Linked DNA regions of Homo sapiens: region 1 is linked to region 2. A link is a loop called in an ENCODE intact Hi-C map of the cell type or tissue named here. Cell type or tissue: chondrocyte. All regions are shown on one strand. Each heading gives the region's core, and the rest is flanking DNA. Links, peaks and the distances in the headings are about the cores only. Region 1 overlaps GET1-SH3BGR (GET1-SH3BGR readthrough). Region 2 holds the start of LOC107985499 (a long non-coding RNA gene).

Region 1 (16,029 bases), core at 4,261-12,260, 330 kb before region 2:
GGGCGTGGTTGCTGGTGCTCAGCTTCGTGTTTGGATGCAATGTTCTTAGGATCCTCCTCCCGTCCTTCTCATCCTTCGTAAGTGGCTGCCTGGCCTCCCAAGGGCCGGTGGGGATGCCGCCCCAGTCCCCCGGCGGGTCTGGCGTAGGTACAGGGGTCTCAACTGGGCGACTGAAGGCCGTAGTAGCGTCTTGGTTGGTCCGTAAGCTTTTTTGAGATAGTTGTTAGCGTCTAAAAGGTACGACGCTTTACCCCAAAATCAGACTTTCTGGGTTCTAGGGGGTTGGGAGAAACACCGGGCAACCCTGGACTCTTCTGGCTGTGGGTGGCGGCGGCGAACCTCACACTGGGAGTTCCTAGTGCCCCGCTGTCAGCCTCGTTTCCGTTAATCCTGGTTCCTAGAGGCATTCGAGCAGCCCTCGGCCAGGGTTTCCCAGAGGCCTGGCGGGCGAAGTCAGCTGTTCCAGGTCCCGGAGAGATGGATCCTCGCGTCCAGGAGCCCACATTCTTGGGGTGGGTAGGGTGGGAGACAGGTGTAGAGAGAATCTCAGTACAGCGTGATGCCTTCAGTATCCAAGGGAGCAACCAGGTTGGGGAACACTCTCTTTCTGCCAGGTAGTGAGTACATTACCTCTGTCTCACGGCTGCTGGGAGAGGCGAGTATTATCATCCCACCCTCCTTTACCTCCCGGAGGAGTCTGGCTCAAGAGAATTTAGTGGTGGCACTAAGTCATCCACCTAGTGACTGGAGGTGGAGATTTGATTGCCTTTTGGAGCAGGGATAGGGATTTGGTGGCAAATTGGACAGGGCGTGGTGGGGTGTGGCCATGGAAGGCGGGGGTACCTTGGGAACTGTCCCCGAGAATGAGCGCCCTCCGTATGCCCACAGCAGAAATGAGGAGCTGTTGGGCAAAGGCGGAGTCCTCAAAGATTGGGCGCATTCGTTTCAGCGTTGTCTTGGAAAACAGTTCTTGCTTTTCTCTCCTAAGATAAATTGGTAGTAGTGGAGGATATTTTATTCCACCAGTATTCATTGAGTGCCTGTTTTGTGCAAAACTCTATTCTTACTCTCTCAATTGTCCTACTGTCTGCATTGTCCTGAGATATAGGGAATTCTCTTTTAACCCCTGAGTCTCCTTCAGAATCTTTCCTGATGCTATCCAGTCTTTAAGATGATGTCTCAGGCATTGCATAAAAGACTCCTGATGAGCTGGCCCATGCTCATCTTCTTGTTTTTAATTGTAAAATACACATAATATGAAGTTTATCATCTTTATCATTTTTAGGTGTACAGTTCAGTGGCATTAAGTACATTCACATTTTTGTGCAACCATTATCCCAGAACTTTATTATTATTATTTTAAGACAGGGTCTGGCTCTGTGCAGTGGTGTAATCTCGACTCATTGCAACCTCTGCCTCCCAGGTTCAAGTGATCCTCCCACCTCAGCCTCCCAAGTAGCTGGGACCACAGGCATGCACCACCACGCCCAGGTATTTTTTTGTATTTTTAGTAGAGACAGAGCTTTGCCATGTTGGCCAGGCTGGTCTCAAACTCCTGACCTCAAGCCATCCACCCATCCTGGCCTCCCAAAGTGCTGGGATTACAGGTGTGAACCACTGCACGTGGCCCCGCTCCCAGAACATTTTCTTTTTTTTTTTTTTTGAGACAGAGTCTCACTCTGTTGCCTATGTAGGAGTGCAGTGGCCTGATCTTGGCTCACTGCAGCCTCCACCTTCCAGGTTCAAGCGATTCTCCTGCCTCAGCCTCCCAGGTAGCTGTGATTACCAGTACCTGCCACCATGCCCGGCTAATTTTTGTATTTTTAATAGAGACGGGGTCTCACTATGTTGCCCAGGTTGGTCTCAAACTCCTGACCTCAAGTGATCTGTGCTCCTTGGCCTCCCAAAGTGCTAGGATTACAGGCGTGTGCCACCACGCCTGGCCCCATCCCAGAACTTTTTTTATCTCCTCTAACCGAAACTCTCGCACTCATTAAACAACAACTTTCCATTCCTACCTCTCCCTGGCAATCACCATTGTACTTTCTGCCTCTGTGAATTTGACTACTCTTGGGACCTCATATAAGTGGAATCAGACAGTATTTTTCCTTTTGTGACTGGCTTCTTTTCACTCAGCATAATATCCTTAAGGTTCATCCATGGTGTATCATGAGTCAGGATTTCCTCCCCTTTTAAGGCTGAATAGTATCCCATTGTATGTATAGGCCACATTTTGTTTATTAGTTCATCTGTCTATGGACACTTGGGTTGTTTCTACCTTTTGACTATTGTAGATAATGCTAAAATGTTTACAAATATCTCTTTGAGTCTCTGCTTTCAGTTTTTCTGGACATATACCCAGCAGTGGAATTCCTGAATCTATGGTAATTCTATGTTGAATTTTTTTGAAAAACCACCATACTGTTTTCCATAGCAGCCACACCATTCGACATTCTCACCAGCAGTGCAGAAGGGTTCCAGTTGCTCCATATCCTTCAACATGTATTTTGTTTTCTTATTTATTTATTCTTTTTATTTTTTTATTTATTTTTATTTTTTGAGATGGAGTCTTGCTCCGTTGCCCAGGCTGGAGTGCAGTAGCGCAGTCTCGGCTCACTGCAAGCTCCGCCTCCCGGGTTCACACCATTCTCCTGCCTCAGCCTCCCGAGTAGCTGGGACTACAGGTGCCCACCACCACCACAACCGGCTAATTTTTTTGTATTTTTAGTAGAGACGAGGTTTCACCGAATTAGCCAGGATGGTCTCGATCTCCTGACCTTGTGATCTGCCCGCCTTGGCCTCCCAAAGTGCTGGGATTACAGGCTTGTGCCACCGCGCCCAGCCTATTTTTTTTTTTATTATTTATTTTATTTTGTTTATTTATTTTTTGAGACAGAGTCTTGCTCTTGTTGCCCAGGCTGGAGTGCAATGGCGCAATCTCAGCTCACTGCAACCTCTGCCCCCCGAGTTCAAGAGATTCTCCTGCCTCAGCTTCCCAAGTAGCTGGGATTACAGGTGCCCGCCACTATGCCCGGCTAATTTTTGTATTTTTAGTAGAGACGAGGTTTCACCATGTTGGCCAGGCTGGTCTCGAACTCCTGATCTCCGGTGATCTGCCCACCTTGGCCTCCCAAAGTGCTGGGATTACAGGTGTGAGCCACTGCACCCAGCTAATTTTTATTTTTTTGAGAGGGAGTCTCTCTCTGTCACCCAGGCTGGAGTGCAGTGGCTCAATCTTGGCTCACTGCAACCTCCGCCTCCCAGGTTCAAGCAATTCTTCTGTCTCAGCCTTCCAGGTAGCTGGGATTACAGGTTTGAGCCACTGCGCCCAGCTAATTTTTATTTTTTTGAGAGGGAGTCTCTCTCTGTCACCCAGGCTGGAGTGCAGTGGCTCAATCTTGGCTCACTGCAACCTCCGCCTCCCAGGTTCAAGCAATTCTTCTGTCTCAGCCTTCCAGGTAGCTGGGATTACAGGTGCATGCCACCATGCTGGGCTAATTTTTGTATTTTTAGTAGAGACGGGGTTTTGCCATGTTGGCGAGGCTGGTCTCGAACTCCTGACCTCAGGTGATCCACCTGCCTGGGCCTCCCAAAGTACTGGGATTACAGGCGTGAGCCACCACCCCCGGCCTTTTTTTTTTTTTGTAATACTAACCATTCTAATGGACGTAAGGTGGTGTCTCATTTTAGTTTTGATTTGCATTTCCCTAATAGTGATGTTGAGTATCTTTTCAGATGCTTATGGCCATCTGTTTATCTTTGGAGACATGTCTAGTCAAATCTTTTGCCCCCTTTTAAAATCCAGTTGTTTTTTGTTGTTGAGTTCCTTTTGTTGTTGTTATTATTATTATTATTATTATTTTTTGAGACAGAGTTTTGCTCTTTTGCCGAGGCTGGAGTGCAGTGGCGCTATCTCGGCTCACTGCAACCTCTGCCTCCTGGGTTCAAGCGATTCTCCTGCCTTAGCCTCCCGAGTAGCTGGGATTACATGCATGCACCACCACACCTAGCTAATTTTTGTATTTTTTTTAGTAGAAAGAGGGTTTCACCATGTTGGCCTGGCTGGTCTCGAACTCCTGACCTAAGGTGATCCACCTGCCTCAGCCTCCCAAAGTGCGGAGATTACAGCTGTGAGCCACCACACCTGGCCGACAATTTTTTTTTTTTTTTTTAACTTTTAAGTTCAGGGATACATGTGCGGGTTTGTTATATAGGTAAACTTGTGTCATGGGTGTTTGTTGTACAGATTATTTCGTCACCCAGTTATTAAGTCTAGTATTCATTAGTTATTTTTCCTGATTGTCTCCCTCCCACCCCCTATCCTCCACCCTCCAAAATAGAAAAATTTGTTTTTAGAGGCCGGGTCTTGCTCTGTGACTCAGGACCTGTGGCCACATCCTGTGCTGCCTCATACAACCTTATGGCCTCTCTAACCTCAACCCAGTTAGCTTTCCTAAACCCATTTCCCTATGATTGTTAACACTTGTTGTTAGCCAGGTTCAGAAGGATAACATAATTATTATCCCAGCAGAGTACACCCACCCTGTAATCGGTAAGAGAGATGTTTGGCCTGGTCACTGGGTTTGTGGTGAGAGTCTGTGAAAAGCTGTAAGGAACGCGCTGGTCTTCAGTAGGGTCAAATGCTGCTCCTTCACCATCGTCAGAGGCTACTTCATCACAGCCTCTCTGATTTGAGGATTCAAGTGGGAAAGACTCATGACAAGCAGCAGAAAGTCGAATTGGGAAAACAGTGCCCTCAGGGATGGGGCCGCGCTCAGGTACTTAGATTATAACCTCCGTTGGGATGTTTCTGAAGCTTTCGTCTTAGCAGAAGTTAGGGAGGCAGCACCCCGATCTCAGCACTCAGTCTAGGCCGCACTGGTCCCCGCACTGGTCTCCCCCCTCCCCCCGCGTGAGGCCTTAGGAGGTCTGAAGTATCAGAAGTCCTTGGGCCAGTTAAGCCTAGCAAGGTCCTGGGAGGCGATCTCAGCTGTCCGCTGCGGTGGGGGTGGGATGCCTGGTAAGGACACCAAGTCCGTGGTGTTGGCGTGGTTGGAATTTTCCTGGGATCGCTCCCTTCTCTTCAAGCTGGTCACGGGGACGCATGGTTGAGAGCGCCTAGTTCATTCAGTAGGTGGTCCAGGACTTTCTTCAGCTATAGAGGGGAACAAAGACGCCTTTGGTGAGCACCGGCTCTGCAGCTCTGCGGGTGCAGGGGAGGTGTACTGCGTAGGTGCCCCAGGACTGGCGGGGGCTGAGGGTCCATGCGAACGGCACTACTACGCAGGCGTCGCAGGACTGGCCCGGGCTCAAGGTCCGTGCAAACTGCATGCACTGCGCAGGTGCTCCAGGACTCGCGCGGGGTCAAAGTCCATGCAAGCCGCACGCACTGCACAGGTGCCCCAGGACTGGCACGGGCTCAGAGTCCACGCATACCGCACACACTGCGCAGGCGCTCCAGGACTGGCGCGGGCTCAGAGTCTATGCAAACCGCATACACTGTGCAGGCGCCCTAGGACTGGCGCTGGCTCAGGGTCCCTGCGAGCTGCACGCACTGCGCAGGCGCCCCAGAGCTGGTGTGGGCTGAGTGGCCACACGAGCCACATGCACTGCGCAGGCGCCAGGAGGCCCTTCCTCTCAATCCGAGCTTTGCAGATGAAGGACTCTGCGTGTGTTGCCTTCTGGGCTTACGGGCCGAGTGCCCTTTGAGATTCAACTTTTTCTAAATTATCCTTCACTTTCTGCTGTAAAGAGTGGCCACCTCCTTTTTCCTCTAGGGGACTGAAGCGAGAGGAGGATATTGCAGGGTTTGCCTCTGTGGTCATCTTCTTAGAGAGCACCCCCTCCGCCCCCACACCCTTTTCCTCAGAGCCGTTGCTTAGTGAGTCCCTGCCATGGACCAGGCTTGGGAATGGTCCCCAAGTATTAGTTTAGGAGGACGACTCTCTGCTTCACAGGACCTACCCCAGAATCCTGTGACTCAGAAGCGCGCTTGTGAAGTGCGCATGTGCGGGCAGGGCCTCCAGTGGGGCTCTCGTGGGGGCAGCAGCCAAGGACTGGGGCTGGTGGCCTGGAGAGCTGCCCGCTTCTCCGCCCTTGCCGGTAGGGTTCCTGGCCGAGAGTGGCATCTGGGGCTGTTCAGGGTCTGGAGCTTCCTGAGTTGGAAGACCCTGTCCTCTGTGTTCAGGGACTCAGGGTGACCTGAGTTGGTGGTTCCTGGGTTTGCCTGCTCTACTGCTGGCAGGGACTAGCACGGGGTGTGCACGTTGTCATGCCATCAATTAATTCAGAGATTCACTTTTGTTCTAAAAATTAATATTTGCATTATTACATTTAGATTCATATTAAATCTTACACTGCATGATTCTAGAACATTTTAACACTTATACGTGGGTCTTGGATTAACATTGATACATATTTGCAAATTTATACTTTAAAACTTTTTTTTTTTTAGAGACAGGGTCTCACTCTGTTGCCAAGGCTGTAGTGTGGTGGTGCCATCATAACTCACAGCAGCCTCAACCTTTCGGGCTCAAGTGATCCCTCCCTCCCCGCCTCAGCCTCCTGAGTAGCTGGGGCCACACGGACCACAGGCGTGCACCACCACACCTGACTAATTTTTAATTTTTTGGTAGAGATTGGGTCTTGCTATGTTGCCCCGCCTGGTCTCGAACTCCTGGGCTCAAACGATCTTCCCGCGTCAGTCTCCGAAAGTGCTGGGATTACTGCACTGCGCCTGGCTCAGACAGTTTTTATTGTGCTTATACATGTAATAGATGTAATTATTTTTTCAAGCACCAGTTGTTTTTGTTAACCTTACAAAGCTGCCTTCAGTTTTCCTGAAGTTCACCCTTCTGCCTTCACTCACCTCCCATTCCTGAGTTGTTTTGTGTATTCCCTATAATGCTAAATAATGTCTTGGAATCTCTTTTTCTTTTTAAAATATGGTTTTAAAAGTCAGATTTATTGAAGTGTAATTTGTATAAGGCGAAATTATCAAAAAGTCCTTAGCAGTGTCTGTAGATTTTCCTTGCTTTTGAAAGATAATTTTGTGATTCATCTAAGAGAATTTGGCCCATTCCTATTTCCTTCTCCAGAGTGGATCAGGCTGGAGTATAGCTCCTTCGGTTATAGTGCTGGGTAGTGGCCAGGGCAGAGGCACCACAAAGAGAGCTGGATTTGAACCCCCTACTCCCTGCGCAAAGGCTGCCAGAAGCTGCGCTGCAGTGAACACGCTGCGCATGAGCCCCTAGACCCCTCCACCCCCCCTACTCCCCACACTCCCCCCCCCCACTTTTGCCTCATCACGCAGGCGCTGGTAGGCGGCATCACTGGGCGGGTCAGAAACCACGCGCATGCGCAGACACCCTCAGGCGACTGGCGGGTCGCGGCTTCCAAGCTCTAAATGGAGAGTTGTCCCTACTGTGCGGCAGGCGGAGGAGACCTGTAAGCTGGAAGGGGGAGGGGGGGGGATCTGATTTATTGTGTGCCAGGCACACTTTAGATACACTATAACATTTCGTCTTTATTAATCTATTTTTAAAATTTCGAAACAAACACAAATGTGCAGAAAAGTTATATACAGTCAATACCGATAACTGATTTTGTTTCCTGAACCATTTGGAAGTTGTCAACCCAAACCCCCTCATTCCGAGATACTTTGGTATTCAAAAGAATCTTGGGGGCCGGGCACAGTGGCTCACGCCTTTAATCCCAGCACTTTGGGAGGCCGAGGCTGGCGGATCGCTTGAGCTCAGGAGTTCACTGGCAACATAGTGAAACCGTGTGTCTACTAAAACTAAAAAAAAATTAGTCGAGTGTGGTGGTGCAGGCCTGTAGTCCCAGATGCTCAGGAGGCTCAGGTGGGAGTATCGCTTGAGCCCAGGAAGTCGAGGTTGCAGTGAGCCGAGATCTAATGCAGGCGTCAAGTACGTTACCACGATCTGATCCTCAGACCCCATGCAGGTTCCCCACGTTTCGCAGTAATGTCCTTAACAGGGAAAGGACCCAGTTCGGAATCATGCATTGCATTTCCCGGCCTCTAGCCTCCTGTCTGGAGGAGTTTCCCAGTCTTCCCTTGACTTTCATGGCTGTCATTTGTGGGTGTCAGAGGCCAGTGATTTCGCAGAAGGGACGCCTACTGGCATGTCTGATACTTGGTAGGGATTTCTGAGAGGCAGTGCTGTGTTCTCATTGTGTCTCATCCGCTGGTGTGGGACTGGGATTTGGGGATGTTCGCTGATCCCTTGGGGTAGGTGCCAGAGGCGCCACTGAGGGATCTGGTCTTGGGGCGCCCGCGCAGTCCTTGGACTAGGCCTTCCCGGCAGATCTGCGGGCGCCACCTGGCGGTCACTGCCGACTCCTCCGTTGCGCTCCAGTCACCTCTCCCATCCCGGTGCCGTGGCCGGGCCGTTCCCTGGAGAGTGGACGGCTGGGGCTGGTGCAGGGAACAGGGGCCTGCGGGGGCTGCGCAGGCGGGCCTCCAGGTCATGCGGGGCCCCTCTGCTCACAGGGACCAGCCAGGCCAGCCTGGGGAGCGTGCTTCTTTGTTTATGTCTGTATTTCTCTGCCTATCTGTGGAAACCACAGATCTCCAATTGAAGCCAACACCACAAGATTCATTCTGCTTCTCTCCGAGACGCCTGCCTGCCTGCCTTCCTTCCTTCCTTCCTCCCTCCCTTCCTCCCTTCTTCCCTTCCTTCCTTCACCAGGTTATGAAAGTGGCTAATTTTTCATATTTTTTGTAGAGACAGGGTTTCACCATGTTGCCAAGGCTGGTCTTGAACTCCTGGGCTCAAGCGATTCACCTGCCTTGGCCTCCCAAAGTGCTGGGATTATTGGCATGAGACACCGAACCTGGCCTTTTTTCTTTTGTCCCCCTTTTTTTTTTGAGACAAGGTCTCACCCTGTCGCCCAGGCTGGAGTCCCATGGCATGATCTCAGCTCACTGTAGCCTTGAACTCCTGTATACAAGAGATCCTCCCACCCCGGCCTCCAGAGTGTTAGGGTTGCAGGCCGAGCCACCATGCCAGGCTGAGGCATCTTTCTAAGTGTCTTTGTTGAAAGTGAGAAGACTGGCTTCCGTTACTCTCAATATGTTTATTTCTGTGATCACCCTTTTGTAATTAATCTCTGGTGTCCACCGCCCACTGTTACCCAAGTGAATGCATGCCTCTCCCCACCTGGGCTCCGACCCTGGCAGGGTTCCTTCTTGTCTTGTATGTCTGTCTCCCTCACCCTACAGACCCTGACTCCTGTGTCAGGCTGCCCTTTCTTGGGGACCCCTGTATCACCATGCCTGGCCCTGATGCCTCTTGCCAGGGTGCCATTCTGTGGGAAGGCCCTCTGCACTGAGCTTGGGCACTGACATTCTGCCCTGGGCCCCTGCCTCACCACTGTTACCCTGCACCTGCACCTTGCTCTGCCCCGTCTAATCTAGGACTGAATTCTTCTGGGAGGGGAGAGGTTACATGTTCCCTGTCACTGGAATAACAGCTCTGGTGATGGAATTGGTTTTCATTTCACAATTGCAATTTTATTTATAGTGAAACAGACAAACATTTGTATTGGAGCAAATTCATGGGCATATCTGTAAAAGGAAAAATATAGTTTGAATAGCAATTTGAATATGAGTTTTTTTTTTTTTTTTTTTTGTGGTCGTTATAGGGAGCCGAAAAAGGCAGCAGAGGCTGGCTGTGTAGGTAGAGGGCAGCTTGCCCAGTTGGCAGAGGTGGGAGTAGGATGTTGGAGGAAGGTGTACCGGTTCTGTCTGGCCAAACCCATGCTGGAGTCACCTCAAAAGCAGTGGCAGGGGAGTTCCCTCAAGGGGCTGCTCCAGACTGCCTGGAGATGGGGCTGGCTTGGATTCCAAAGAAAGAAGCACTAAACGCCAGGGTGATAAGTCCACAGCATTCATGACGGGAACTTACAAGAGCTGCGGCAGTCCCGGGACAGCCAGTGAGAGAAAGGGACATTTACCTAGGGCTGTCTGCCACCCGGGGGTTGGGGTATGGAGTGTATGTGGGAGTTTAAGGACTTTGTCATGGTGGGGCTAGTTTGTAGGTGTTTCTCAGCAGGATGAATCTCCCAGTGTTCTCCAGCAACAGCCTTTGCTCTTTATCAGTCCTGGGAACGTTCACGGCCGCAGTTTGCATTCAGTCCTGCAGGGACGCACACAACTGGCTGGGTCACAGAGTGGTCAGGGCATAGACAGAAAGTAGCGGGGGACTGGGGAACCCTCCTGTGACCCGTGTTGGAAGGTGCTGATCCCCGTTGTCCGCCCTGCCAGATGTCCAGGGTGCTGCAGAAGGACGCGGAGCAGGAGTCACAGATGAGAGCGGAGATCCAGGACATGAAGCAGGAGCTCTCCACAGTCAACATGATGGACGAGTTTGCCAGATATGCCAGGCTGGAAAGAAAGATCAACAAGATGACGGATAAGCTCAAAACCCATGGTACTGTGTCCCTTGCAGCCTGGAGGCTTCATGAGAGCGGATGAATAGAGAAGTCTGTATGTGAAGATTAGTAGAATACATACTTTGCTTCTTGGATGTTCTGAATATTGATGGAAACTTAAGTTATCTGGAGGAAACTCAGTAATAAGTATTACTTTCCTCTTATTTGCTGGTGAACCTTTGCTTTCTAAGCACAGAAATATCTAAGATCCTCTCAGATTTTCCTCAGAGCCAACTCTTTAAAATTTTAAGCTAACTCTTAAAAATTGTAGGTTTTCATTTTTAAATTCATCACTTTTCTGAGAGAAGCCCAGAAAAAAAGTCTCACAGTGGATTCCCAGAGGCTTTTGTTCCACTCTCTAGAAAAATGCCCAGCAGTGTCCTCTTCTGAGTGTCACCTCCCGGGTCCAGTGTCCTGTGATGAAGAGCGCTTTCTCAGGGCAGCCCGTGTGCTGAGGGACCCCGGTCACAGTGTGTGCACAGTCAGAGAGCTGTCTCTGTGGCTAGGAAAACAGACAGAGGGGCCTGTCCAGGCCCAGGACAAGCTGGACTCCCACCAGGGGTTCGTGTACTGTGCACACTGGGAAATAAGGAGGAAAATTTAGTCCTGTTGGTAAGTGGTAACTGTATTATACAAAGAATCTTTGATTTCATGAGTCGTTTTAAGAGTTTTCAAAATTAAAGCTATTCAAATCTCAATCTGAGTCGGATACTATTTTAAATAATGGCATAATGAGATGGTGGGTGACTTAAAAATTCTATTTTATATTTTCTAAATATGTTGAGCGATTGTTCCATTTATAATCAGAAAGTGTATTATAAGGGAAAATAACATTTCTGTGTATTTGAATATTTTGTTAATTTTTCAGGACTGACATAATTATTTATCCTGTTTTTCCTTTCAGTGAAAGCTCGGACAGCTCAATTAGCCAAGATAAAATGGGTGATAAGTGTCGCTTTCTACGTATTGCAGGTAAGTGTGCTAGAGCGTCAGCCGGGTCATTGGAGTTGGTGACCCCGGCCTCCAGAGCCGTGTCTGCAGATCCAGGGCTGGGAGTTCGGGCTGTTCCACCTTCAGCTGTCGTGTCGTGTGTCCCTGCCCACATGGAGCTCTAAACACTCTCGGTCTCTAAGTCAGACTAAAAGGAAGCCTTTCTCTTGAGGAGAGTTGTTAAAGTTTGGGACTTTTTGGCAGATGGACTGTGAAGTAAGTTCTCGGAGAGCTTTCACCATGCCTGCATCCCAGTGTGGTTTGAAGGGCCTGGTGGGATGAAGCGAGAGGCTTATAGATGACATCAGTTTTTTCTGAGATCTTCAATACTTTTGGCCCTTACTTGTTACCTGGTGTACTTCATGCACGCTCTCCACCCTCCAGGTAGAGAACCAGCTTTTCCGACTGGAATTGGCTTCTAGCCTCCCTGCCTGGGGCTTAACCCTCATAGCCTCTCCTGGAGCTGTTGGGCTCTGCTCTGCCCCGAGAGTGCAGTTGTGCTGCCCAGACACCTTTAGCAGCTGCCGTAAATATCCGAGTTGCAGTACCATGTGATCCGGTAACCAAGGCAAAGGATTCAAGCCCACCCCCAAAAAAGCTTAGTTTGGCAGGGTATATTGAAGGAAATTAATTCTGAGGCACTGTCATTTGCTAAGAGATAAGTTTCCGCAGACAAAGGAGTTAGGCCAGCAACCCTCTTTCATGTCTCTTCTGAGCGGCCTGTTCAAGCCAGGAAGGGGACAGATGACAATCGAAGGAATGCTGTGGGGGGATGGAGGGAAATAAAGCATCCCCCACCATTGAAACTTACACAGGGCTCACCTCTGCGTCCCTTGCTAACACTGGTGTACGTGGGAGAATTCACTATTTTTTCCAAGGATGGCTTTCGTCACTAATAAGGTGTGTTGAGCATACAGTCTGGCTACTCAAACGAGATACTCAGTGAGAAAAGCACACCCGTGTTATGGGAGACTTTGGTTAGTTTATCAGCTAATTTAAATTATGTGTAGATTGTGTTCATCCTAAAACAGTGAAATGCCAGTTCACATAGGAAGGCTCGCCTACTTGTTGGCAGTGTTCAGACATGCTGCTGAGCTCGTCTTTAATTTGACTTTCTCATTCAAGGTTTCACCAAGGGACATTAGTGGCTGTGCGTGCTCATCTGTTGTCTGTGGGGACTGGGTTCCTAGGCTTGAGGTGCTCAGTCTGGAGAGTTTTCCTGGTTTTATTTTCGCATTTCCCTGTCCTCCCTTCTGTGTGGTCGGTTGTGTGATTGGCAGGCTGCTTTGCTCACCAGAGGTGTCTTTACAGGCTGCCCTGATGATCTCACTCATTTGGAAGTATTATTCTGTCCCTGTGGCTGTCGTGCCGAGTAAATGGATAACCCCTCTAGACCGCCTGGTAGCCTTTCCTACTAGAGTAGCAGGTAAGAATTTTCTGGAAGATGCAGTGGAAGAGTGTGAATAGGCTTATGTAGAGGTGTGTGGTAGAAGATTAAGTTAGCCTGACATCCTCCTCACCGTCCATTTAGTGAGCGGGGTTTTGTGTCTCAGCCTCACATGAGGCTTCCCATGAAGAAACTGAGGTCTGAAAAAGTTACTTCACTTGTCCAGTGTCACCAAAATGTTAAGGAGCAAAGCTAGGATTCAGTCCTAGGTCTGTTTCCGGGATCCATGCCCAATACGTCAAGTCTGATACCCCATTGAAACACTAGCCGTAGTTCCAAAATTATGTATCTTTTCAATCCCTATTATGGTTGGCTTCTCTGTAGCACTTGCTGCTCCTGGCTATTCTTTTATTTTTTATTTTTTGAGACTGAGTCTCACTCCGTCACCCAGGCTGGAGTCAGTGGTGCGATCTTGGCTCACTGCAACAACCTCTGCCTCCCAGGTTCAAGCAATTCTTATGCCTCAGCCTCCCAACTAGCTGAAATTACAGGCATGCACTACCACGCCCAGCTAATTTTTGTATTTTTAGTAGAGACAGCGTTTCACCATGTTGGCCAGGCTGGTCTCAAACTCCTGACCTTAAGTGATCCTCATGCCTTGGCCTCCCAAAGTACTGAGATTACAGGCATGAACCACTATGCCCAGCCACGTTCTTTTATTTTTGAAGATAAATTTTTTTTAGATATTAAAAGTAGTACATGTCACTATAGAATGATTAGAAATATAGCTATCAATTAAAAATCCCAGCTGGGTGCAGTGGCTCACGCCTGTAATCCTAGCACTTTGGGAGGCCAAGGTGGGCGGATTGCCTGAGCTCAGGAGTTTGAGACCAGCCTGGCCAACATGGTGAAACCCTATCTCTACTAAAATACAAAAAATTAGCTGGGCATGGTGGTGCGTGCCTGTAATTCCAGCTACTTGGGAGGCTGAGGTGTGAGAATCACTTGAATCCGAGAGGTTGCAGTGAGCTGAGATCACGCCAGTGTACCCCAGCCTGGGTGACAGAGTGAGAATCTGTGTCAAATAAAATAAAATAAATAAAAAATAAGATTCCTATTAGCTTTTAATGCTGTGATATGTTTTTCTTTGCCTTTTTTTCCCCATTTATTTTGATATAGTTAAGGTCACCTGGCACATCACATGTTGTGCCTCCTTTTTACTTTATAGGGTAAGCCTATTCCCACATGTTTTAGTTTGTTAGGGTTAAGTGAAATACTATAAACTGGGTAGCTCATAAACAACAGAAATTTATTTCTCACTGTTCCGGAGGCTGGGGAGTCCAAAATCAAGGTGCCGGCAGATTTGGTGTCTGATGATGGCCCATTTTCCAGTTCATGGATGGTGTCTTCTCACTATGTCCTTGCATGGTGGAAGGACAAGCTCCTTTAGGCCTCTTTTATAAGGGCACTAATCCCATTCACACGGACTCTGCCCTTGTGACTTAATCACCTCCCATAAGGCCCCAATTCTTAATGCCATCACTGTGGGGGGTAGCATATTAGCATATGAATTTTAGGGGGATACAAACATTCAGACCATAGCACCATATCAGTACATTTCTTTTCTTTTTTTTCTTCTCTTTTCTTTTTGAGGCAGGGTCTTGCTCTGTTGCCCAGGCTGGCAGTGGCACCCTCATAGCTCACTACAGCCTGGAACTCCTTGGCTCAAGCGGTCCTCCCACCTTAGTCTCCTGAATAGTTAGGATCACAGTTGCACACCACCATGCCCAGCTAATTAAAAAAAAAAGTTTTTTATAGAGATGGGGTCTTGCTTTGTTGCTTAGGTTGGTCCCAAACTCCTGGCATCAAGCAATCCTCCCTCCTCAGCCTCTCAAAGTGCTGGGATTATAGGTGTGTCACCTTGCCTGGCAAATTTCTTTATTAAGGAATTTTCAGTAGCTGTTCTTCATTTAGATATCTCATTTGCAGATTTTCCTGATGAAGGATATTTATTCCGGTCCTGATTTTTTGCTATTAAAGATAATGCTGCAGCACACATACTTGCTGGTCTTTGGTTGTGATTTGTGATTATGTTAGAGGTGAATACTGTATCAAAAGGAATGACTATTTTTTTTTTTTTTAAGACCGAGTCTCACTCTGTCGCCCAGGCTGGAGTGCAGTGGTGTGATCTCTGCTCACTGCAACTTCCACCTCCCAGGTTCAAGTGGTTCTCCTGCCTCAGCCTCCCCGGTAGCTGGGATTACAGGTGCCCACCACACGCCCGACTAGTTTTTGTAGTTTTAGTAGAGACAGGGTTTCACCATGTTGGCCAGGCTGGTCTTGAACTCTTGACCTCAGGTGATCCACCTGCCTTATCCTCCCAAAGTGCTGGGATTACAGGTGTGAGCCACTGTGCCTGGCCAGGAATGGCTGTTTCAAAGACTCCCAATTTAGCTACCACCCCTGTCCCCTTCCCCACCCTTTCCTTCCCCTCTCCTTTGTTTGACACAGCTGGGCCTAGGCCAGGAGCTCTGCACTGCGGCCAGAGAAGCATCCAGCCACCCTTCCATGCATCCAGCAGGTCCATGGGTCACTCTTGCAGCCTGTCTTCCTGGACAGGGGGATATGTATGCCTCTCCATTATTGGTGGGGCAAGAAAGGCATAGGTAGACATTGCTTTGTTTATAATGCTTTCTGAGAAAGGAAAAATAAATAATCTTACAGGTTTGGTTTTGGAATCTATTAATATCATAAATAGTAATGCACATCTCTCTGGCAGGAAAGGGAAATTCAGCCCAGGGTCCACCGTTCACTGCAATTCCTGCTTAGTAAAGAATACAGCCCTATGATTCTATAGAAAGTGACAAATTCGGGCTGGGAATGGTGGCTCACACCTGTAATCCCAGCACTTTTGGAGGCCGAGTTAGGCAAATCATCTGAGGTCAGGAGTTTGAGACTAGCCTGACCTACATGGTGAAACCGTGTCTGTACTAAAAATACAAAATTAGCCGGGTGTCGGCCGGGTGCGGTGGCTCATGCCTGTAATCCCAGCACTTTGGGAGGTCGGGGCGGGCAGATCATGAGTTCAGGAGATCGAGACCACGGTGAAACCCCATCTCTACTAAAAATACAAAAAATTAGCCGGGTGCGGTGGCGGGCGCCTGTAGTCCCAGCTACTCGGGAGGCTGAGGCAGGAC
Region 2 (16,029 bases), core at 3,406-11,405:
GGGTCTTAGGAAAGCAATATGTCTTGAAATATTCATAATGAAATAATGTCAATTGAAATAAACCACATCAACAAAACCTAGTAGCTGACCCTACTCTTTGGTTTTCAGTCTTTAAAAATTCAGAAGGGAAATGCATCTAAGCAATTCCAATGCACCCAGTTTCCCCATTTACTAGTTGAGTAATGTAAAGGAAACAACTTGACTTTTCTAAGCTTATCTATTAATACAAAACAATGCAATGAGCGTTGCCAGGCCCTAAATATTGGGAGCACTTGCCTTGGGCCAGAAGCTCAGCATGGGGTCATGGCTTACACATGGTGAGTCCTGGCTACTCCACAGGGTGGCTGACTTCCTTCCTTGTCTCTTCCATCTACACAACCTGTGAGGAGGAAGTCACTTGACCAAATGAAAAATCTAAAACTAGGAAGCCTAAAAGTGTGGTTCAAATCTCACAGTTTACTATGTTTATCACGTTTACTCTGGCAGAGCTCATCAGCTTGAAAACCTCGTTTCTTTACCAGGGAATCCACTCTGGGGAAGCAACAGTCCAAGATGTTACTGGAAAGGAGTCCCAATCCAGATCCCAAGAGAAGGTTCTTGGATCTCGTGCAAGAAGGAATTCAGGGCGAGTCCATGCAGTAAAGTGAAAGGGGCTGCTGGTTGCCCATGTTTATGGTTATTTCTTGATGATATGCCAAACAAGGGGTGCATTATTCATGCCTCCCCATTTTAGACCATATAGGATAACTTTTTGACGTTGCCATGACATTTGTAAACTGTCATGGTGCTGATGGGAGTGTAGCAGTGAGGACGACCAGAGGTCTCTTCCGTTGCCATCTTGGTTTTGGTGGGTTTGGCCAGCTTCTTTACTGCAACCTCTTTTATCAGCAAGGTTGTTATGACCTATATCTTCTGCTGACCTCCTATGTCATCCTGTGACTAAGAATGGCTTAACCTCCGGGGAATGCAGCCCAGTAGGTCTCATCCTTATTTTACCCAGCTTCTATTCAAGATGGAGGTGCTCTGCTTCAAACTCCTCTGACAAAACCATCAGAAACCAGAGAGAAGGCAGACGCCTCAAGGTGACGCTGGCCAAGACCCAGACAGGCATCATGTGTCCCAGTGGAGACTGGCTCGTGATGACACCTGAGCCACAGACGATCCCTCTCACACCTAGATGCTATCTAAGGCCGATGGCAACCGGATGCCACCCTGAGCATGAGGTAGGAGGCAATTAACCCCTGGTTGGCTGAATTGACCCAGAGAACGGAGTTGACCTTCAGTTATCAATGTTGAACATTCTTCTAAGAAGACGTGAGGAGAGCTTGAGATAGAAATTAAATTCAGACATACTCAGCATGTAAAAATAAGGGATGTTCCATCTGTTGCCCACCCGAGGATAATGGATTGACACTTCAGGGACTTTAGCAATATGCCAGGCACTGTGCTAAGTAACTGACACTGATTAGACCGTTTAATAATTACAACTGAATGGGTGGTTAATGATTGTTATTTCATTGTTTTAGATGAGAAGCTCAGAAAAGTCAAGTAGCTTCGTTAAGATTGCACAACTAGTAAATGAGGGAATCGGGAGTGCTGGGATTTTTAAGGTGCATTTCCCTTCTGAATGGCTGAAAACTGCAAAGTAGAGTCAGTTAGACATCCAGCTATCAGCTTTATGCATTGGGTCCTATGGTAGAGAGAATGTATCTCAGGTCTGAGCCTGAACTTTCACCCTCATGCTCCTTCATAGCCCCATGTCTCCAGAGTCTGGGCTTCAGACATTGCCCTGGGTCAGGATTCCCAGGAAACAGACTCTGAGATGGAGATGTGCATGCAGGTGGTGACTGGGAATGGCTCTGAGGAACAGCCCCTGTGTGGGAGGGAGGGAGCAGGATGCCGCAGGAGAAATTAAAGTGCAATAGGGATGCAACTGAGGCCTCAGCTGATCTCACGGAGAGCTTTGAAGCTTGGGTGGCATTTCAGAGATGCCTTGAATTAAAGTTTTGGGACTGGGTCTTTGTATCCTAGCATCACTGGATGCAGTCACTGGATGCAGGCTACCCCTGGCGTCTGAGGAATGCGCACCCTGAACTGAGGGCAGGAGTTGGCCAACATACCACAGAACCACTGCAGTCCACCTGCAGCATTCCGCCACGTTCCAGAAGCTCGCTTGATGTGGGCAGAGCTCGTCTGGGACTTGGTTGGTCTCTTCCTGGATAAACCTACAATGGAAAGGTTATTGAGACAAACTGATGTCTCTGTGCTGAAGTGATCTTGGGACAATGACAGATACTCATGACCTCCCGCATCTACTACCCAGTCTTGATTCTCCTCACCCCCAGCTAGCACTGCTAGACTTAGACTTTGATGGTCCAGGGTGGGGGCTGCCCAGACTCTCATCCCTCGGGGTCTCCTTCCTCTGCTCACCATACCTTCCTTGGTTCACGACTGAGGTGCCCTCCATTTGTTATCAATATTCAGTCAGCAAGGACTAATAAACACCTCCGTGGATCATGTGGGTGCTGAAGGTGTTCTTCCTTCCTTCCATGTGCAACGGCAGGCTCTTTTTTTTTTTTTTTTGAGACGGGTCTCACTCTGTCGCCAGGCTGGAGTGCAGTGGTGCGATCTCTCGGCTCACTGGAACTTCCACCTCCCGGATTCAAGCGATTCTCCTGTCTCAGTCTCCCGAGTAGCTGGGACTTTAGGTGCGCCCCACCATGCCCAGCTGATTTTTGTATTTTTAGTAGAGGCAGAGTTTCACCATGTTGGCCAAGATGGTCTCGATCTCTCGACCTTGTGATCTGCCCACCTCAGTCTCCCAAAGTGCTGAGATTACAGGCGTGAGCCACTGCACCCCACCAGAAGCCTCTTTTTTAATGATTAGGGCCAATTAATCCTTTCAGATGGTGACACCTTTTCTTGCTGCTGGTTGTATGGCAAAAGAAGCCTGAAGTGTCAGGGAGGCAGTCCCAGCTTAATGTGTAATGAGACTCTCGCTGTGTCCCTTAGTGGGAAAAGTCCCCCTCTGGGGAGCTGCAACGATGGGAAGCACAGTTCTCTAAGTGAGCCACTGGGAGCAATCATAAGTAGGGCAGCACTCCTTCCAGCCACTGAATCCCATACTCATGGTAGACCTTCTGGGGACACAATACCATGCCTTTGTTATTGATTTCAAGAGAATATTGCATCTTGGAGTGTAGTGCCCCATCCTTGCAGGAGATTATCTCCAAGCTGTATCCTCAAAGGGTAGCTTCTTTGAGCTATCAGGACAGAAGCTCCAGGGCAGTGCGGGATGTGATAGGACTGGTGAACCCATGCTCACTTGCACGCTGTCAAACTTCTTTTGCTGTGAAGCGGGTCCCTGGGTCCAAAGGCAAGTCGTGCAGGATTCACGTGGGTGGACCAGACGTTTTGTAAACCCTCGGATAGTGATGGTGCCTGAAGTTCTGTGGAAAGGAAAGCCAAACTCCCACCAGGATATGAGTTAATTCCTGTCAAGCAGAATCATTCCCTTCCAGACTGGCTGGTTGGTCTCTGAGTGATTGTGCCATACTGGGGGCTCAGGGTTGTTCTCTGTGGCTTGCAGGTTGGGTATTTAGTAGCTAGATCAGCCTTGGTGAGTTGGAGACCATGCTGTTGGGTCCATGCATAGCCTCCTTCCCTGTCACCACAGCTGCTTCGTTCATGGGTTCATTGGGCCACTACTGGAGTGAGCAGTGAGTGAGGAGGGCTGAACCTCGGCTGGCTGAGTCATTCTCCCTCCTTGTTGTTTGATGTCTCTTCCACGGTGAATGCTGTCTTGGGGAAACTAACATAGAACATGACCATCTTTATGTTTAATGCTCATCCTGACAGGACCATTCACAGGCCTCCTTGTCCCAAACTTTGAATTTTTCTTCTTGTAAGTCACTCAACAACCAGCCAAGCCATTCACCACTGCCAGTGAATCTATATGTGTTTTAACCTCGGGCCACTTTTGTTTCCGCTCCAAGTAGATGACATTGGGAAGAAGTCCCTCATTACGTCTTTCAGGGGCACCCTGAATTATCAGGGGCTGTAGTGCAGGAATAGTCCATTTTCAGCTAGTACCATGTAGCAAGTTTACCCATCTGCCATCTGTGAACCAAGCATTTCCCTCCCTGCTCAGCAGGTAAAAAGGGACAAGCCCCTTTCCCTGCCACCGTGTGGTCACAGGAGTTAACTGAAGGGAAAGCACTGGTTAGAAGTGGTGGATGACAGGCAGGGCTGGGTGTGGGAGAGTGTCTCGGACACCTGCCACTGCAACTTACAAGTGCCTTCTGGCCCTACTGGTGCTCCATCATGAGAATTATTTGCAGATTGCTTGTCTGACCTTATGAGTTAGGGGGTCCTGACCTGAACCCAGGTCATGGTGGGCTGGCTGCATGGTCCTTGTTGCCATGGTTAGGTAGCAGGACAAAGCTTTTTTCAAATAGTGCATATTTTTCTGCTGCTAATGATGTGAGCTTGCTCTAGACCTAAGGGTCTGTGCTGTGATTCTCCTGTTGAGACTTGTCTTAACTGCCACCTGGTGTCTTTTCCCACTAGGGCCTGCCGGGCTGTATGGGCCCAACAGCAGGGACACTTGCACCTCAGCCTGGACCTGCTGCCCTGCTCTTCCTTCTCTGGGTCTCATGCAAAACTGGCATCTTTCATGTCGCAGGATAAGTGTGTTTCAGCAATGTTCCCAAGGGTGGGAAATGCTGCCTCCAGAATCCAGAGAAGTCTGCTGGGCCTTGTGCTTCCTTCTTAAAGGTGGGAGGTGTAAGGTGCAATAATTTTATGTTTTACTTTAGAGGGAATGTCCCAGCAAGCCCCAGACCACTGGATCCTTACAAACATACTGATCTATGGGGTTCCTGATCTTCATAGGGTTTCTCTCTTATCTTTCTTCCCACCTCCTGGCAACATACTTGTTGCATTTTGTTCATTCAGCCTTAATGTGTCCACATAGTGGACCAACATGATGCACTGTGGAATGTCCACAAGGTCCCGGTCTTTTCAGCCTGTATCCTGACAGAGAGCTGGAGAATTAACATCGCCCTGGGAAGAGCTGTGAATGAGTACTGCTATCCATCCCACGTGAGCGCGAGCTGCTCCTACTCCTCTCTGCTGATAAAGAGGAGAAACCGCATTCATCGGTTGCTTGGCTGTGTGCCTTGTCTATGGTCACTGGCTCTAGAAAAAGTTCTACATGGGCTCAGCAGCTGTGCTTGGGACTACACTTAGGTGAGTTTGCAGTACTTCACTTTCACCTTCTAAGATGTCTGTGGCTTGGAAGCAGCCTGATTAGTGAATGAAAAAGGGATATGATGGAATCCATTGGCCTTGCTTCCCTTGCATCTACTGTTTCCCTTGGGATACAATATTGTTTTTGATTTACTGTCTTGGCCTGAAGGCAAACATAAGTTTTTGCTTGGCTTACCCCACTGTGATAGCTCTTACTCTGCAGAACAAGGAATCTATACATGGTGTATTTGTTTACTAGGGCTGACATAATAAGTATCACACACTGGGTGGCTTAAACATAAGAAATGTATTGTCTCAGTCCTGGAGGCCAGAAGCCTGAGGGCTGGCTCCTCTGAGGTCACAAGAGGAGATCTACTCCAGGCTCTCCCACAGCTTCTGCTGGTTGCTGCAGCTGCTGGTGAGCTTTGGCTTATAGAAGCATCACTGGGGTCTGTGCCTTCTTCTTCACGTGGTATCCTTCTTGTGTGTGTGTGTCTGTGTGTAAATTTCTGTTTTATAAGGACACCAGGCACATGGGTTAGGGCTCACCCTAGTGACCTTATCTTAACTCATTACATCTGCAATGACCCTTTTTTCAAATAAGTTCACATTCTGAGGTACTGAACATCAGGACTCCGATATATAATTTTGTTTGGGGGAAGACTCAATTCAGCCCATAACTTGTGGGTTCTACCAACTGTCAAGTGTGCCCACCCCAATTACACATGGTGGATGGGGAAGCACCCACTGGGTGAGTCTACGGGCCTGATGGGCCTGGGCCAGGACTCTTCCTTCCTTCCTTCCTTCCTTTTTTCTCCCTTTCCTTTCCTTTTCTTTCTTTCGTTCTTTCTTTCTTTTCTTTCTTTCTCATCTCCCTTCCCTTCTCTTCCTTTCTTTCTTTTCTTTTCTTTCTTTTGATATGAAGTCTCACTCTGTCACCCAGGCTGGAATGCAGTGGCGTCATCTCAGCTAACTGCAAACTCCACCTCCCTGGCTCAGGTGATCCTCCTGCCTCAGCCTTGCAAGTAGCTGGGACTACAGGTGCATGCCACCATGCCCAGCTAATTTTTTGTATTTTTAGTAGAGATGGGGTTTCACCATGTTGCTCAGGCTGGTCTTGGACTCCTGGGCTCAAGTAATCCTCCTGCCTCAAGCTCCCAAAGTGATGGGATTGTGGGTATGAGCCACCATGACCAGCCCAGTTAATAATTTCTTATGCTATAAAGGCCTCTTTCTAAATGTAAATACATGCTTTTGTTTTCATCTGAGCCATAGCATTCCAACTTAGTTTTAGTCCAAGTTATGGAGGTCCACGTATTTATTTTCTTAATAATCATCTCTAGCACTCCTTCATTCCTTCATCCATTTATTTTCCATTGAGTGCTTATCCATGACAGGTAGTGTCCTAGATTCTGAGGATACGTTGTAAACAAATAAGAAAATAGATCCTTGCTCTTGTATAGTACACAGAGTGTTATGGCTAATTTTAGCTTGGATTATGGAAGTATAAATACAATTTCATTTTATGCAAGAAGAAAATATGGCTGGAAGATGATCATTCACGGGCTTTATAATTAGCATAATTTACAGTCTTCTTCCAACTTTAGGGTGAGAATTCACCGGATTACTGAGTTACCCAACCTCACTGAATCAAATGAAATGTGGGTGTGTGTGGGGGGGTGGCTGGGGAGGGAACCAACCCGGGGATGTTATTAAAGTAAAATTTTATAGGAAGTCTTTCTCATTCAGTATATCACCCTGCAGTGCCACCTGGCGGTTACAATGAAGGAAACCATTTCAATCCACACTGATAATTGTAGGAACCTGGAAACTGTGGGGGCTCCCATGCACTCATTTCCCAAGAGGGTGTCAGGAGGGTCGTGCACTAGAGCCCGCAGTGAGTACCTGTCTCAGTGCTTAGTTGCACCACTGCGGAGGAGGCATCATCCAGCCTGAAAGTGCCCTCCCTCATGACTCGTCCCTCCCCTAATACAAACACCGCACAGGTGGGGTCCAACCATAAGTCCCCACCCCTTACCACAGCTTAGACTCATTTGTTTGTGTGATTTATTTTATTTTCATTTTGTTACTAGCCACTCTAAAAACGAGAATTTTTTTTTCTTTTTTTAAAAAAATTTATTTTAGGTTTGGGGGTACATGTGAAGGTTTTTTACGTAGATAAACACGTGTCATGGGGGCTTGTTGTACCTATTTTTACATCACCCAGATATTAAGCCCAGTACCCAATAGTTATCTTTTCTGCTCCTCTCTCTCCTCCCACCCTCTCCGCTCAAGCAGACCCCACTGTCTGCTGTTTCCTTCTTTGTGTTCGTAAGTTCTTATCATTTAGCTCCCGCTTGTAAGTGAGAAAATGCAGTATTTGGTTTTCTGTTCCTGCATTAGTTTGCTAAGGATGATAGCCTCCAGCTCCATCTGTGTTCCAGCGAAACACATGATCTTGTTCTTCTTTATGGTTGCATAATATTCTATGGTGTATATGTACCACATTTTCTTTATCCAGTCTGTCACTGATGGGCATTTAGGTTGATTCTATGTCTTTGCTATGGTGAACAGTGCTGCAATGAACATTTATGTGCATGCGTCTTTATGGCAGAATTATTTATATTCCTCTGGGTATTTACCCATTAATGGGATTGCTTGGTCAAATGCTAGTTCTGCTTTTAGCTTTTTGAGGAATCACCACACTGCTTTTCACAATGGTTGAACTAATTTACACTCCCACTAACAGTGTATAAGAATTCCCTTTTCTCTGCAACCTAGCCATTATCTGTTATTTTTTTGACTTTTTAGTAATAGCCATTCTGACTTGTGTGAGATGGTATCTCACTGTGGTTTTGATTTGTATTTCTCTCATGATCAGTGATATTGAGCTTTTTTTCATATGCTTCTTGGACGCATGTATGTCTTCTGTTGAGAAGTGTCTGTTTATGTCTTATGCCCACTTTTTAATAGGATTGTTTTTCTCTTGTAAATTTAAGTTCCTTACAGATGCTGGATATTAGACCTTTGTCAGATGCATAGTTTGCAAATAGTTTTTCCCATTTTGCAGGCTGTATGTTTACTCTGTTGATAGTTTCTTTTGCTGTGCAGAAGGTCTTAAGTTTAATTAGATACCATTTGTCAATTTTTGCATTTGTTGTGATTGCTTTTGGTGTCTTTGTCATGAAATCTGCCTGTTCCTAGGTCCAAGATGGTATTGCCTAGGTTGTCTTCCAAGGTTCTTATAGTTTTGGGTTTTACATTTAAGTCTTCAATCCATCTTGAGCTGATTTGTGTATATGGTGTAAGGAAGGGGTCCAGCTTCAATCTTCTGCATATGGCTAGCCAGTTGTCCCAGCACCACTTATTGAGTAGGGAGTCTTTTCCGCATTGCTTGCTTTTGTCAACTTTGTCAAAGATCAGATGGTCGTAGATGTGCAGCCTTATTTCTGGGCTCTCTATTCTGTTCCATTGGTCTATATGCCTGTTTTTGTACCAGTACCATGCTATTTTGGACACTGTAGCCTTGTAGTATAGTTTGAAATCAGGTAACATAATTCCTCCAGATTTGTTCTTTTTGCTTAGATTGCCTTGACTATTTGGGCTCTTTTTTGGTTCCATATAAGTTTTAAAATATTTTTTTCTAGTTCTGTGAAGAATGTCATTGGTACTTTTATAGGAATAACATTGAATCTGTAAATTGCTTTGGGTGGTATAGCCATTTTAATGATATTGATTCATCTAATCCATGAGCATGCAGTGTTTTTCCATTTGTTTGTGTCTGTTCTGATTTCTTTGAGCAGTAATTCTTTTATAATTCTCATTGTAGAGATCTTTCACATCCCTGGTTAGCTGTATTCCTGGGTATTTTTTTTTTGTGTGTGTCACAATTGAGAGTGGGATTGCCTTTCTGATTTGGCTCTCAGTTTGGTTGTTCCTGGTGTATAGGAATGCTAGTGATTTTTGTACATTGATTTTATATCTTGCAACTTTGCTGAAGTTGTTTATCAGCTGAAGAAGCTTTGGGGCTGAAACTATAGGGTTTTCTATGTATAAAACCATGTCATCTACAAAAAGAGATAAGTTTGACTTCCTCTCTTCCTATTTGGATACCCTTTCTTTCTTTCTCTTGACTGATTGCTCTGGTTAGGACTTCCAATACTATGCTGAATGGAAGTGGTGAGAGAGGGTATTCTTGTCTTGTGCTGATTTTCAAGGGGAATGCTTCCAGCTTTTGCCCATTCGGTATAATGTTGGCTGTGGGTTTGTCATAGATGGTTCTTATTATTTTGAGGTATATTCCTTCAATACCTCGTTTATTGAGAGTTTTTAACACAAATGGATGTTGAATTTTATCAAAAGCCTTTTCTGCATTTGTTGAGATAATCATATGGTTTTTGTCTTTAGTTCTATTTATGTGATGAATCACATTTATTGATTTTCATATGTTGAACCAGGCTTGCATCCTGGGGATGAAGCCTACTTGTTTGTGGTGGATTAACTTTTTGATGTGCTGCTGGATTCGGTTTGCAAGTACTTTGTTGAAGATTTTTGCATGGATGTTTATCAAGGGTATTGGCCTGAAGTTTTCTTTTTTTGTTGTGTCTGTGCCAGATTTTGGTATCAATATGATGCTGGCCTCATAGAATGAGTTGGGGAGAAATCTTCTTCCTCAATTTTTTGGAATAGTTTCTGTAGGAGTGGTACCAGCTCTTCTTTGTACATCTGGTAGAATTGGGCTCTGAATTCATCACATCCTGGGCTTTTTTTGATTAGCAGGCTATTTATTACTGATTCAGTTTTGCAGCTCCTTATTGGTCTGTTCCCGGAATCCATTTCTTCCTGGCCCAATCTTGGGAGGGTGTATGTGTCCAGGAATTTATCCATCTCTTCTAGGTTTTCTAGTTTGTGTGCATAGAGGTCAAATGAAAATTTCTGTATTTCTTTCTTTCCTTCTTTTTGTGTTGAAAGAAGCTCTTGCTATGTTGCCCAGGCTGGTCTTGCACTCCTGGGCTCAAGCAATCCTCCTGCCTCAGCCTCCCGTGTAGCTGGGGCTACAGGTGTGTGCTTTTTATTGCACTTTTCTTCCACCTGACTGTAAGCTCCATGAGGGCAGAAGCCATGTCTGTTTCACATCCTCAAGGCACCAAAACCAGTATCTGATACATGATATGTGCTCTCTGTGTGTTGAAAGAGTGAATGGGTGTAGGGGGTGCCTGTGTTGTAAATCATGTTCTGGAGGTGACCTCATTTCCTTGGAGGCTTCCTCTGGATCAGGTCAGGCATATGATGAATCCCTAGGCTCTCTTTGCCAGCGTGGTGGCAGGTTCTCTTCCAGGTCTTGTTCAGGCTGATAATTGATCAGCAGTAATTGATATGAGGAGAGACAGAAGAAACAGACAGGAACTAGAATCCATAGATTCCTGTGCATGCAATATACACCAATACGACTTAACACTGCTGCACATCACACCACTCTCACTAAGGGTCACTGGTCCCTAAAATATTTTCCTACAGGTATTACATGTAGACCACATAAAACAATCTATTTGGCTTGGTGTTCATGTGTTCTTCCCGCCATGCCATAGGGCCTGCTCTGTGCTCCAGCCACTGAGGTTAGTGAGGCTGATAGGGAGTCATTTCCACTGGCAACACCCTGGGCCAAGCGTTATTCTCATAGTCACGAAGCAATCCTTGGCAATTCGACATGTGGAAACATCTTCATGATTTAGCTTTTGATTAAACTTTTTTTGTCTTAGACTTTTTAAAAATAACCTTTTTCCTTTAGAATAGTTTTATACATACAGAAACATTGTGAATATAGTATAGATCAGCAGTCCCCAACCTTTTTGACACCAGGAATCATTTTCATGGAAGACAATTTTTCCACAGACCTGAGGTGAGGGAGACGGTTTCAGGATAAAACTGTTCCACCTCAGATCATCAGGCACTAGATTCTTATAAGAAGCACACAACCTAGATGCCTCTCACGCACAGTTCACAATAGGGTTCACACTTCTATGAGAGTCTGATGCCACCACTGATCTGACAGGAGGCTGAGCTCAGGCAGTAATGTGAGCAATGTGGAGTGGCTATAAATACAGATGAAGCTTTGCTTATTCACCAGCCACTCACCTCCTGCTGTGAAGAGCAGTTCCTAACGGGCCACAGACCAGGACCAGTTTATGGCCCAGGGGTTGGGGACCCCTGGAATAGAAGGTTCCCATATACTCCATACCCAATTTCCCCCATAATTAACATCTTACATAAGTATGGTACGTGAAAAACATCAGACAAATCTCAATTGAGAAACATTCAACAGGAAACTTGACCAGTACTGCTCATAACTGTCCTAGTGGCCAGAAACAAAAAGGCCAGAGAAGTTACAGCCAAGTAGAGCATAAGAAGACATGATGACTAGTCTAATGTGGTGTCCTGGATGGAATTCAAGAGAGGAAAAGGGCATTAGGGAAAAACTGAGCGAATAAATCTGAATAAAGTATGGACTTTGGTTAATATTCATGTGTCAATATTGGTTCTCATCAATTGTGACATGTTTACCATACTAAGGTAAGATGTTAATAACAGGGGAACTGTGAGTGGGGGTACATGGGAATTCTCTGTATGATCATATTACTTTTTTTGTGAATCTAAAACTACTCTAAAATAATTTTATTTAACAACAACAAAAAATCAGATACTTCAAAACAAAACAAACAAAACCAACCACAGCCACCCAAAGAGAACACAGCCTTATGTCACGTGGCTGGTGGATTGAACTGCAGGTGGAAGTAACTTAACCTGTAGAACGAGACATTTTAAACCATATCTTTCATTGAAAGAAAAGTTTTCCAAATGGGAGATTAAATTAGTGAAGCATCTTATAAACTTTATCATAAATATTTGAATTAAAAGATGACACAGTAGAGTGAGAAGAATACAGGGAGACTCTGAAGTCAATGTTAAAGACAAAACTCGTGGCCTCCCAATAGCAATAGCATGACTCTTGGCAATATCGTGAGATCTTTATAGCTTCCGTTTAGTCCCGGTAAAGTGAGTATAATAATACCCACCTCTTATCATTGTAAGGCTGATTGAATGAGACTGTAGGTACAGCCCCCTACAAAGTACCTGGCACAGGAAAGCAATCGTTCCACCCAGGCAATTCTGAAATCTGTAAAACAGAAAACCAAGAAGGGGTGCTGGAACTCGGCACCAGTGCAAGTTCAGGCGGAAGTCCTGCTTTTTCTGGGAAGCCTCCTTTCTGCTCTTAAAGCTGTTCAACTGATTGGATCAAGCCCACTCAGACTATCTGGATAATCTCTTTTACTTCAAATCAAATTAATGTTAATCACATCTACAGAATGCCTTCCCAGAAACACCCTTATTAGTGTTTGATTGAATAATTGGGGACTAGAGCCTGGCCATGATGACACCAAACCTGGCCATCTGTCCCTTCCTTCCTTCCTTCCTTCCTTCCTTCCTTCCTTCCTTCCTTCCTTCCTTCCACCCACCCATCCATTCATTTTTCCATTTATCCTTTCTTCTTTCCATCCATCCTTCCATTCCACCCATCCACCCATCCATCCATCTACCTGCCTATTTATCATGAACACTGTTCTCCTGTACTATAACTGAATGAAAGGTCATACCCATTAAAAAAATTCTGAGTTATATGGGTCAAGGTGAGCACACTTACTTTGTAAATTGCCAGGTAGTAAATATTTTCAGCTTTGTGGTCCCTTTGTCTCCGTCACAACTCCTCAGTACAGTTGTTGAGTACAAAAGCAGCCACAGACAATATGTGAGTGAGTAGGCATGACTCTGTCTGATGGAACTTTACACAAAATGGATGCCAGGTGGGACTTTGCCCATGGGCTGTGGCTAGCTGACTTCTGATATAGATCAGTTGTAAAGATATGTTTTTAGAAAGCACTGACTGAGTGGAAAGGGAAGCTAGTGAAAGAAGCTTGCCTATGGTAGGTCTACAAAAAAGAGACAAAGGGAAGAGCACTTTATTAGGGCTCAGAGCAAGGCAGGAGTGTGAGACCATGACAAGTGCTGTACTCAATGCACCCTCAGTCATGCTGTCACCAATCGTCGGGTTTTCCTCCTTCCAGGCACATGACCTTCTCTGCCCCGTTGAAGTAAGCTGTTGCCATGTGATTTGATTTGGACACTGAAATATGAGCAGAAATATTATGGGGGAAACTTTAAGAGCAGCCCATGTTTGTCACATTTCTGTCCCTACAGCAGCAGTTTTAGGATGAAGCTTCTACCAACCTGAGTGTCTGAGTAAGATGAGCAGAATTCCCTCACCCACCAATGCTATGTGAGTAAAAAATAAACTTTGGTTGTATTAAGCCCCCAGTATTTTGGGATTGTTACCAAACAGAAGCTGGCCTATCCTGTCTGATATACCTAACGACACCAACAATATTTAACTAAAATTTCATCCCTTGTATCTTTTGTATGCTACCTTATCTGTATGCTACCTCTGTCTTTTGTATGCTACCTTATTTGTCTTCATAACACTTTCTACCACCTTACATATATTTATCTATTCATTTACTTGTCTGTTTTCTCTGCTAGAATACAAGCTTCCCCAAAGCAGGGACTTCTGATAATTGCTCTTAAAGCTTGGAATGATTTACTATGTGACATAATCAACATCACCAAAAGCATCAACAACACAAATAAGCATATGTGTAGTCCTCACAAAGCTATGTGAGGTAGATAGTATTATTAACCTTGTTTTTCCTTATAGGTGAATTATTCTCATTTTACCTATAAAAATGCATTAGTTATCTATTGCTATGTAACAAATTGCCGCAAAAGCAGCTTAAAACATCACACGTTTATTAGGTGTGAGTCAGGTGTCTGGGCACAACTTGTTGGTCCTTTGTTCAGGGTTTCTTGCGAGACTTCAATCAAGGCACTGGTGAGGGCTAGGGCCTCATCTGAAGGCTCCACTGGGGAAGGATAGGACTTTGAAGCTCACATGGCTATTGGCAAGCCTTTATTTCTTGCAGGCTGTTGGACTGAGGGCTGAAGTTTCTAGCTGGCTGTTCAGGAGAGTCTGCCCTCAGTCTTGATTGCTTGCCATGTGGGTGTCTCCAACATGACTATGTGCACCATCCAAGTGCACCTGCTGAGAAGGGAATAGAGAGATTCTGCTAGCAAGATGGAAGCTGCAATCCCATGGAATCACAGAAGTGACTTTTGCTGCAATCTGTGAGTTAGAGAAGCAAGTCAGAAGTCCCAGCCCCACTCAAAGGGAGGAAATTACACAGAGTATGATTACTGGAGGCAGGGATTACTGAGACCATCTGAGAGTTTGCCTTCAAGAAGGAACTTGGAATTCAGAGAGGTCACAGAGTGGGTCAGTGGTACAGATCGTGTCACCCTGACCTCACTGAGACCTGACAGAACTATAAAGGTTATGGGTCAAAAGGTAGAATGTATTCCCTAAAGCAAGGCACAAGTATTAATTTTGTTCCAATTAGGGCCAGAATCAGGATCTTGAGTACAAAGTTCACACATCTTCTTTGTAAAAAAATATGAAATCAGAAATGAATCTTTAAGAAATTAGCTGTTGATTACATGAAATTATTAAACAAATTGCTTGGATCTAAAAAACCTTTGGGCCTGGCATGGTGGCTCATGCCTGTAATCCCAGGACTTTGAGAGGCTGAGGCAGGTGGATCATTTGAGGTCAGGAGTTCAAGACAAGCCTGGCTAACATGGTGAAGCCACATCTCACTTGAGCCTGGGAGGCAAAGGTTGTGGTGAGACAAGATTGCGCCACTGCACTCCAGTCTGGGCAACAGAGTAAGACCCTGTCTCAAAAAATAAAATAAAATAAAATAAAATAAAATAAAATAAAATAAAATAAAATAAAATAAAATAAAATGCCTTTTGTTTCTTCAAGTAATACAATAAAATTCTTATCTCTGTATTAATAATAGAATTAAGTGGAAATATTTTCACTTATTCCTCTTTATATGAGTACTTTTATTTGGTGCAACAATGTACCCAGCTAAAAGAATACATTTCTCATTTTCCTTTGCAGGAGGTGTAGACATTTGACTAAATTCTAGCTACTGTGTTATGTGGGCTTCTTGGAAGATTCCTTATAGCTCGGTGATATGGTTTGGCTGTGTCCCCACCCAAATCTCATCTTGAATTCCTACGTGTTGTGGGAGGGACCCTGTGGGAGGTAATTGAATCATGGGGGAGGTCTTTCCTGTGCTGTTCTTGTGATAGTGAATAAGTCTCATGAGATCTGATGGTTTTTAAATGAGGAGTTCCCCTGCACAAGCTCTCTGTTTTTGCCTGCTGCCATCCATGTAAGATGTGACTTGCTCTTCCTTGCCTTCCGCCATGACTGTGAGGCTTCCCCAGCCACATGAAAGTGTAAGTCCAACAAATCTCTTTCTTTTGTAAATTGCCCAGTCTTGTGTATGTCTTTTATCAGCAGCATGAACATGGACTAATACACTGGGTGATCAGTTGGTCATCACATTCTTTGTAGATTTCCTTCTTCTTGCTGCAGCCACCAGCTGGGCAGGGAGAGGATATTGAGAACAAATTTCATGCTGAGGATGGCAGAGGAGAAAGATGAAAGGAGTCTAGGCCTGTACATCTCAACTTCTTTGTGCAGGAGAGTAACGCCTTACATGCATTAATCTGTTATTTGAGGTTTCCTTTATATGCGTTTGGATTGTCTGTGGCTGCAACGAATCCTGATACAATACAAAGTATTTACACCCTAGAGAG

The links. Hi-C counts contacts between places; a loop is a spot of excess contacts. Peaks named below come from ENCODE experiments on the same cell type or tissue, not always from the same donor. Only the 100,000 strongest peaks of a DNase experiment are listed, where the experiment ranks them.
Region 1: it touches region 2 in a loop (2.4-fold over the local background); 2 of 110 quality-filtered maps call a loop at or near these places.

The regions. Positions count from the first base shown.
Region 1 is chr21:39,380,410-39,396,438 of GRCh38, forward strand. It overlaps GET1-SH3BGR (GET1-SH3BGR readthrough), which reads left to right. Exons shown (of 14, transcript NR_146618.2): 1 at 1-77; 2 at 10,289-10,454; 3 at 11,360-11,427; 4 at 12,757-12,871. It overlaps GET1 (guided entry of tail-anchored proteins factor 1), which reads left to right. Exons shown (of 5, transcript NM_004627.6): 1 at 1-77; 2 at 10,289-10,454; 3 at 11,360-11,427; 4 at 12,757-12,871. Among named protein-coding and RNA genes, the nearest start is that of GET1-SH3BGR, 8.1 kb to the left of the region's middle. RefSeq lists enhancers at 5,682-5,731, 7,707-7,876. In chondrocyte, for the core only: a CTCF peak has its summit at 8,341 (motif pointing left); DNase peaks (open chromatin) are centred at 5,018, 5,383, 7,353, 8,352 and 1 weaker place.
Region 2 is chr21:39,708,970-39,724,998 of GRCh38, forward strand. LOC107985499 (a long non-coding RNA gene) reads right to left here and starts at 13,063. Exons shown (of 3, transcript XR_001755056.2): 1 at 12,950-13,063; 2 at 12,324-12,424; 3 at 2,144-2,225. It also overlaps a transcript of IGSF5 not described here. In chondrocyte, for the core only: CTCF peaks have their summits at 4,162 (motif pointing left), 7,027 (motif pointing left) and 7,231; no DNase peak of the experiment used is centred there.